2 separate regions of the Homo sapiens genome follow, and region 2 is linked to region 1. Evidence: chromatin contacts called from ENCODE Hi-C or POLR2A ChIA-PET data. All regions are on one chromosome and are shown on one strand. Each heading gives the region's core, a stretch centred on a gene start or an enhancer-like site at or near the end of the contact. The rest is flanking DNA. Distances are from core to core; before and after follow the strand shown. Region 1 holds the start of INAFM2 (InaF motif containing 2). Region 2 holds the start of TP53BP1 (tumor protein p53 binding protein 1).

What was found. A loop is a pair of places that touch in the nucleus more often than their neighbours do. ChIA-PET counts read pairs that join two places held with the same protein, here RNA polymerase II (POLR2A). Pooled maps may share reads with other maps.
Region 2: a map of posterior vena cava shows a loop between it and region 1 (24-fold over the local background). The contact joins the promoter of TP53BP1 here to the promoter of INAFM2 in region 1. A Hi-C loop is called at or near these places in 1 of 168 maps with a recorded cell type or tissue (posterior vena cava) and 1 of 50 pooled maps. POLR2A ChIA-PET finds 5 or more read pairs at or near these places in 1 of 52 experiments (activated T-cell).

Annotation. Positions count from the first base shown.
Region 1 is chr15:40,322,357-40,325,107 of GRCh38, reverse strand. It overlaps INAFM2 (InaF motif containing 2), which reads right to left and starts at 1,416. Exons shown (of 1, transcript NM_001301268.2): 1 at 1-1,416. The coding sequence starts at 1,052. The coding sequence ends at 591. LOC112268152 (a long non-coding RNA gene) reads left to right here and starts at 1,465. Exons shown (of 3, transcript XR_002957721.2): 1 at 1,465-1,865. RefSeq lists silencers at 709-938, 949-1,028, 1,359-1,728.
Region 2 is chr15:43,491,809-43,494,559 of GRCh38, reverse strand. TP53BP1 (tumor protein p53 binding protein 1) reads left to right here and starts at 1,404. Exons shown (of 28, transcript NM_001141980.3): 1 at 1,404-1,523; 2 at 2,092-2,276; 3 at 2,465-2,558. The coding sequence starts at 1,517. RefSeq lists enhancers at 963-1,669, 1,670-2,378.

The DNA of each region.
Region 1 (2,751 bases), core at 167-2,666:
CTTGACCCCTTCAGTCAGTAGCTACCCAGGGTGTGGGAGGATATACATAGAATTCTATGTGATTATAGCTTCTAGTGCATATGTCAACAACTATATACAGGGATCTAGAAATTTAATGCATCTCTGGCCACTGCAACTAGGTTGACGTACCTGAGCTCCACTACTTTTGGTGCCCTCCTCCTTTCGAGAGCTTCAGCTTACTTAAAAAGAGCCCCTACAGCTCCATCCTTCCCCTGAGTCTTGGGGGAAAGCCCCAGTCACCCCTGCATGTAGGATACACCAGAGCGAGCGGCGCAGAAGGGTTTGGTGCCGGGATCTCCCCACCCCTCCCCCCATCCCCCTACGGCTCAGGGCCCTGGTGCAGCACGGTCCTGGGCAGCAAACCCCCAGCCCCCCGGCGAATCGTGGTCCCTTGGCTGAAGATCTGGCTGCGGGCCTCCCGCTCCGGGGCCAGCCGGCGATGGTGGGAGTGTGAGGGGCGTTCACTCTCGTGGGGGTCACTCCCGCGGGCTCTCCACCCCATCCTGCTGCGAAGTCCTGCCTCTGGGCTTGGGGAGAATGGTTCCCGGCGGCCCCCAGCGCGGAGGGCTTCAACGACTCCCGGGCGCCGCCGCCGTTTCCTCTTCGTCCTCGTCCGGCCCCCGAGGCCGCTCGAGCGGCCCGGCCGGGGGGCTGTCCGCAGGGGGCTCCGGAGGCGCCGGTCGCGCCGCCTGCAGTGGGGGAACGTCGCGCGGCGCCTCGCGGCGGGACGACCCAGTGGTGTTGGGCCCCGCCGCCGCCGCCCCCGAAGTCCCAGACGGGCCAGTGGCGTTGGAGCCGCCGGGGGGCGGGCCAGCGGCTCCCCCCGAGGTCCCGGCGCCCACCGGCTGCCAGATGAGGCTGTAGTAGACGGCGAGCACGATGGCGGCCAGCGACACGGAGAGCACGTAGGCGAACACGGTGGCGAGCCGGACCCACTTCTTGTTGGTCTTGGCCGCCATCTTCGCCTTCTTGTCCCCGGTGTAGGTGGCCGGCTTGCCCCGCTCGGCCGGGGCCGCGTCGCGCTCCTTCATGGGGGGGCCCCGGCCTTTGCCCCGGTGCTCCACGGCCCCGGCTGGAGGGGGCCTGGCGGCCTGCAAGGACTGGGCAGGGGGCGGCCCGGCGCCCTCGGTTCCCGGCGGCCCCGCGCTCCGCCGCCGCTCCTCACGCCGCCCGCCCGCAGCCCGCCACCGCGTTGCTGCAGCCGCCGCCGGGGCCTGGACCAGTCACCGCCGCCAGCGCCGCCGCCGCCGCCGGCCCGTCAGCTGCTTCCCCGCCGCCGCCACAGCCACAGCCGCCACAGCCGCCACAGCCGCCCGGCTCCGCGTCCCCATCCGCCGCCACGCCGCCGCGCGCTCCGCCGCCGCCTGCCCGGCCGCCGGCCGCCTGGTCTCCAGTGGCCGCGCGGACCGCGCGCTCCGCTCCAGCCCGGCTCCCCCGCCTCGCGCGCCGGCAACAGGGGGCGGGGAGAGCGCTGCTGGGGGCTGCCCCTTAAAAGGGCGACGCCGGGGTCCGGAAGTGCCGCGAGGGGAGGCGGCGGCTGCCGGGAGCCGCGAGCCCCGCCGGGACGCCCCGTTAAGAGAGAGTTAAGGGAGGCTGGCTCTTAAACGGGCGACGTCACCGCGACCCCTGGTGGGCTGGCGCGGCGTAGAGTGGAGCCCCGGGCACTTCTTTAAAAGGGGGAACGGCGTTGTGCGAGGCGGAGTGCGGAGCTAGAAGGGGGCGGTCGGAGCGCGAGCTGTCAACTCTGGCGCCTCCCCGCTCCGCCCCGAGGCTCCGAAGTGACAGGTGGAATAGCAGCCTGGGCTTCGGACTCCAGGCCTAGGTTTATCCTCTGGGAGGGGACGGTAAGAGGGATAGGGAAGATACCACGTTCCAGCTCTCAGCTTGCTCCCCGCACCGCGTACCCCCTGGGTGGGTCTCCCAGGCCCATTCACAGCTAAAGAACCTGGTTGACGCCAGGGGTAGGCGGTTCTGGCACCTGGAGCGCTCACTGGGGCCGCAGCTGGTTGTGTTCCTTCCACCCAGTCCAGGCTGGGCTTCGGAGCTCTACTGAAGTCGTCGCAATTGCGTACCCCAGCCCGCCTCACCCCGCCAACCCTGAGCCTCCGGGACAGAGCCACGGACTGAGCTGTTCTCCAGACTCGCTTGCCACCTTAGTCCCAAAGTTCGCCGCAGGTCGCTGGTCCCGCTTTTTGGGTCTTCCAATTCCTGGTTTTGGCCTGGATTTGGACCCAAGGAGCTGCACTGAACCTGAGGAGTTTAACTCTCAGGACTCCTAGAGCGTTTTCACTCTCAGATCCCCTCCAGACCTCAAGGCTTGGGCGGTTGTCCCCTCCCCACTTTCCCATGTGAGGTTTGTCTTCTTTGGCTCCAGGCCAGGCGCCAGGCAGTGGGCTCTGTGCCTGGTCTTTGGACCCCCTAGGTGCTAACAACCCTTCATGCTCAGACTCTCCCTTGCGGCTTTACTTGTGCCCTCCCCCTCCTTCCGCTCTCTGCTCTCCCTGCCTTCTCTCCTCCCCATTCCCTCTCTATAAGGCTTTCCAGAATTCTGGTTCCCTCCTCCTTGGATGCTACTTCCTGTGTTCCCAGAACTGGGCATATGGACTGCCTGGGTGTCTGAATGAGTGAGGGAGACTTGTCTGGGCGTGTGTTGGGGAACAGAACTGTGGTTCTGATGGGGTTCTGTGGGTGAACCCTCCCTCAAGCCCCTGCAAGTGTGAGCCTGACCTG
Region 2 (2,751 bases), core at 155-2,654, 3.2 Mb before region 1:
CATCTCTGTGTGGTCCATTTCATTTTAGCTCCACTAATAAAACATACTGGCGACCATAATTATATTCCAGTTATAGCAGTAATAGATTCTAGATTTTTCAGGACAGTTTCAAGGAGTCAGTCCTTTTGTTCCCATAAGTAACGTGTATTCAGACAACATGCTTTGAATTTGGTTTGGAAAATAGGATCACTGTAATTTATAGCAGCAGTGAGAAGACTGGTAGGAAGCTCCACTTCAGCTTTGCCTATATCACGTGCTGAATTGGGCATTTACAGAAATGGAGAATCATGGTTGGGCTGTGCCGAAATAAATCTGAGCCTGGGGTAGAAAGAGAAAACTGCCTCATATTGAATGCCTACTATGTATATGTTTGGCACTGTGCTAGGTGCTTTCCCTATTGACAGCTGCTCTGGCTAGAATTCTATCCTGGATCCAACTGCCACTTAAATAATATACCCCCACCCCTCAACAACAACAACAACAAAACAAACACATATGCCACATGGGGCTTAGTTCATTAAGACTCGTCACAGCTGCCACACCCTCTTTAAGACCCTGGCACCATAATTAGGATAATAGAATCTCTGGGTTTGGAAGTATCTTTGAGGTCATCTAGTTAGAAGGGGTGGCAGCTGTTCTCTTTACCATGGAGTTTGAGAATGACAGTGCTCAATTCTCTCAATGGGAGGTGCAAAATATGTCTGGGGCTGTAGTCTCTGCAGGCAATCCCATAAAAGATAAGGCAACGATAAACAAGTGTGAAGCTTGAAATACGTCCTAGGCGGAAAAGGGCAATGGGAAGAAATATGGCTTACTGGAGCCCTTATACAATGTAAAAACAAACAAATACTAAAAACGCCCTGGCAGAGATGTAATGTCAGGCCCTTGGATTCAGGGTAGAGGCCCACAAAAGGGATCCTGATTGACACAGGTTAACCCTGTGTCAAAGAAGAAAGAGTCTCTTCTGTTGGGTTCACCAGCTCTGAAGTACCTAGCCATCCTCAAGCCGCTTCTTCTTTGCCCTGTTATGAGAAAGCTGGGAAACTCTCTCCTTTTCCAGGAAAGAGGGTGAGGGACGGGGATTAAGGGGCGTGAACGAGAAAAAGCAGGTAGAGGTACTGAAATGTCTGAGTAGTGGTAAATGCAATCGTCCTGGAAGCAGGGGAAGGTATTTCACGCCCTCTCAAGGTCCCTTCGGTTCAAGGATACCGTCATTCTCCGGCTCTACTAAAGGGGAGGGCCTGCAACGTCCATGCTGCCATGGAAACGCGCCGCCGTGTTCCTTTTTCTTACGTGGGGCAGGGCACTCTGCCGCAGCTACCTATCATCCACGGGATTTCTTGAGTGGCGGGCGGCGGCAGCGAATGGACGATCCGATATTGTGTGACGTGACGGGAAAGGGGGAGTTCGCGGCCGGTGGCGGCGGTGGCGACAGCGGCGACCTAGGGATCGATCTGGAGGGACTTGGGGAGCGTGCAGAGACCTCTAGCTCGAGCGCGAGGGACCTCCCGCCGGGATGCCTGGTACTGTTTGGAGAGAAATGGGAGTGCAGTGGGCTCTGAAGGCCTGGATTTCGGGTCTGAAGGGATGGCTGACCGGAGGGGGCGGGGTGGCAAGCATGGCGGCGGTGACGGGGAAGGGGTTGGAGGGCCCTAAGGAGGGGGTGGGGAAACGTTAGCTAAGAAGGCTTGGTGGTCGTGAGGAAAGCTGAAAGGCTGTGGGGCCTCTGGCGAACAGATTTTAGAAAACATTCTTTTGGGGGGAGGTAGAGGCGCCAGAAGGACGTGGCGGGGGGGATGGAAAAAGGGGCGGGGAGAGAAGAGGTTAGGAAGGAGGGGAAAGGGTGTCTACGAGAAGGTGATGAAAAATAGGGAGGGATAGTCAGGCTTATTGTAAATAACGAGGAATGGTGACTTGGTAGGCATGATAGGAAAGTGCTTGCAGCAATTATAAATATAATATTCTAATTGGAGGAGTCCTGAAGTGGTCCCGTTTCCCAGCTCTTGTACTTCCGCCCCATTATTTAGGTTTAGACTGCGTGAGCAAGGCTAGTAGGTTACACGGAACTGATCTTTTGTTATTCCATTCCAGGGGAGCAGATGGACCCTACTGGAAGTCAGTTGGATTCAGATTTCTCTCAGCAAGATACTCCTTGCCTGATAATTGAAGATTCTCAGCCTGAAAGCCAGGTTCTAGAGGATGATTCTGGTTCTCACTTCAGTATGCTATCTCGACACCTTCCTAATCTCCAGACGCACAAAGAAAATCCTGTGTTGGTGAGTGATACCTTGTTTGAAGAAGATTGAGCAGATTTTTTTTTTTAAACCGAAAACCAGCAAACATAAGTATTTAGAAGATCATTACCTTCTCAATAAAGTTGATTGGAAAAATTGTTCACAAATAGTAGGTTTCATTTTGAACTATTTCATATATAATGGGGATATTTTGTATGTGTATTTTCTAGGATGTTGTGTCCAATCCTGAACAAACAGCTGGAGAAGAACGAGGAGACGGTAATAGTGGGTTCAATGAACATTTGAAAGAAAACAAGGTTGCAGGTGAGGTGTTTAAAGCTATCTGTCCCCTTTGCATTTTTTGGGTGCTCTTGTTGGTGCTGGGTGGATTTAAACTTTATGTGGTTGTGTCGAATGTATGTAAGGAAGCCTACTGTGGTATCTGCGTAGTAGTCACTCAAAAGTTGATGTGCTAGTGTCACTGATTAGATTGGTATTGTCTGTATTCCTGATTTTG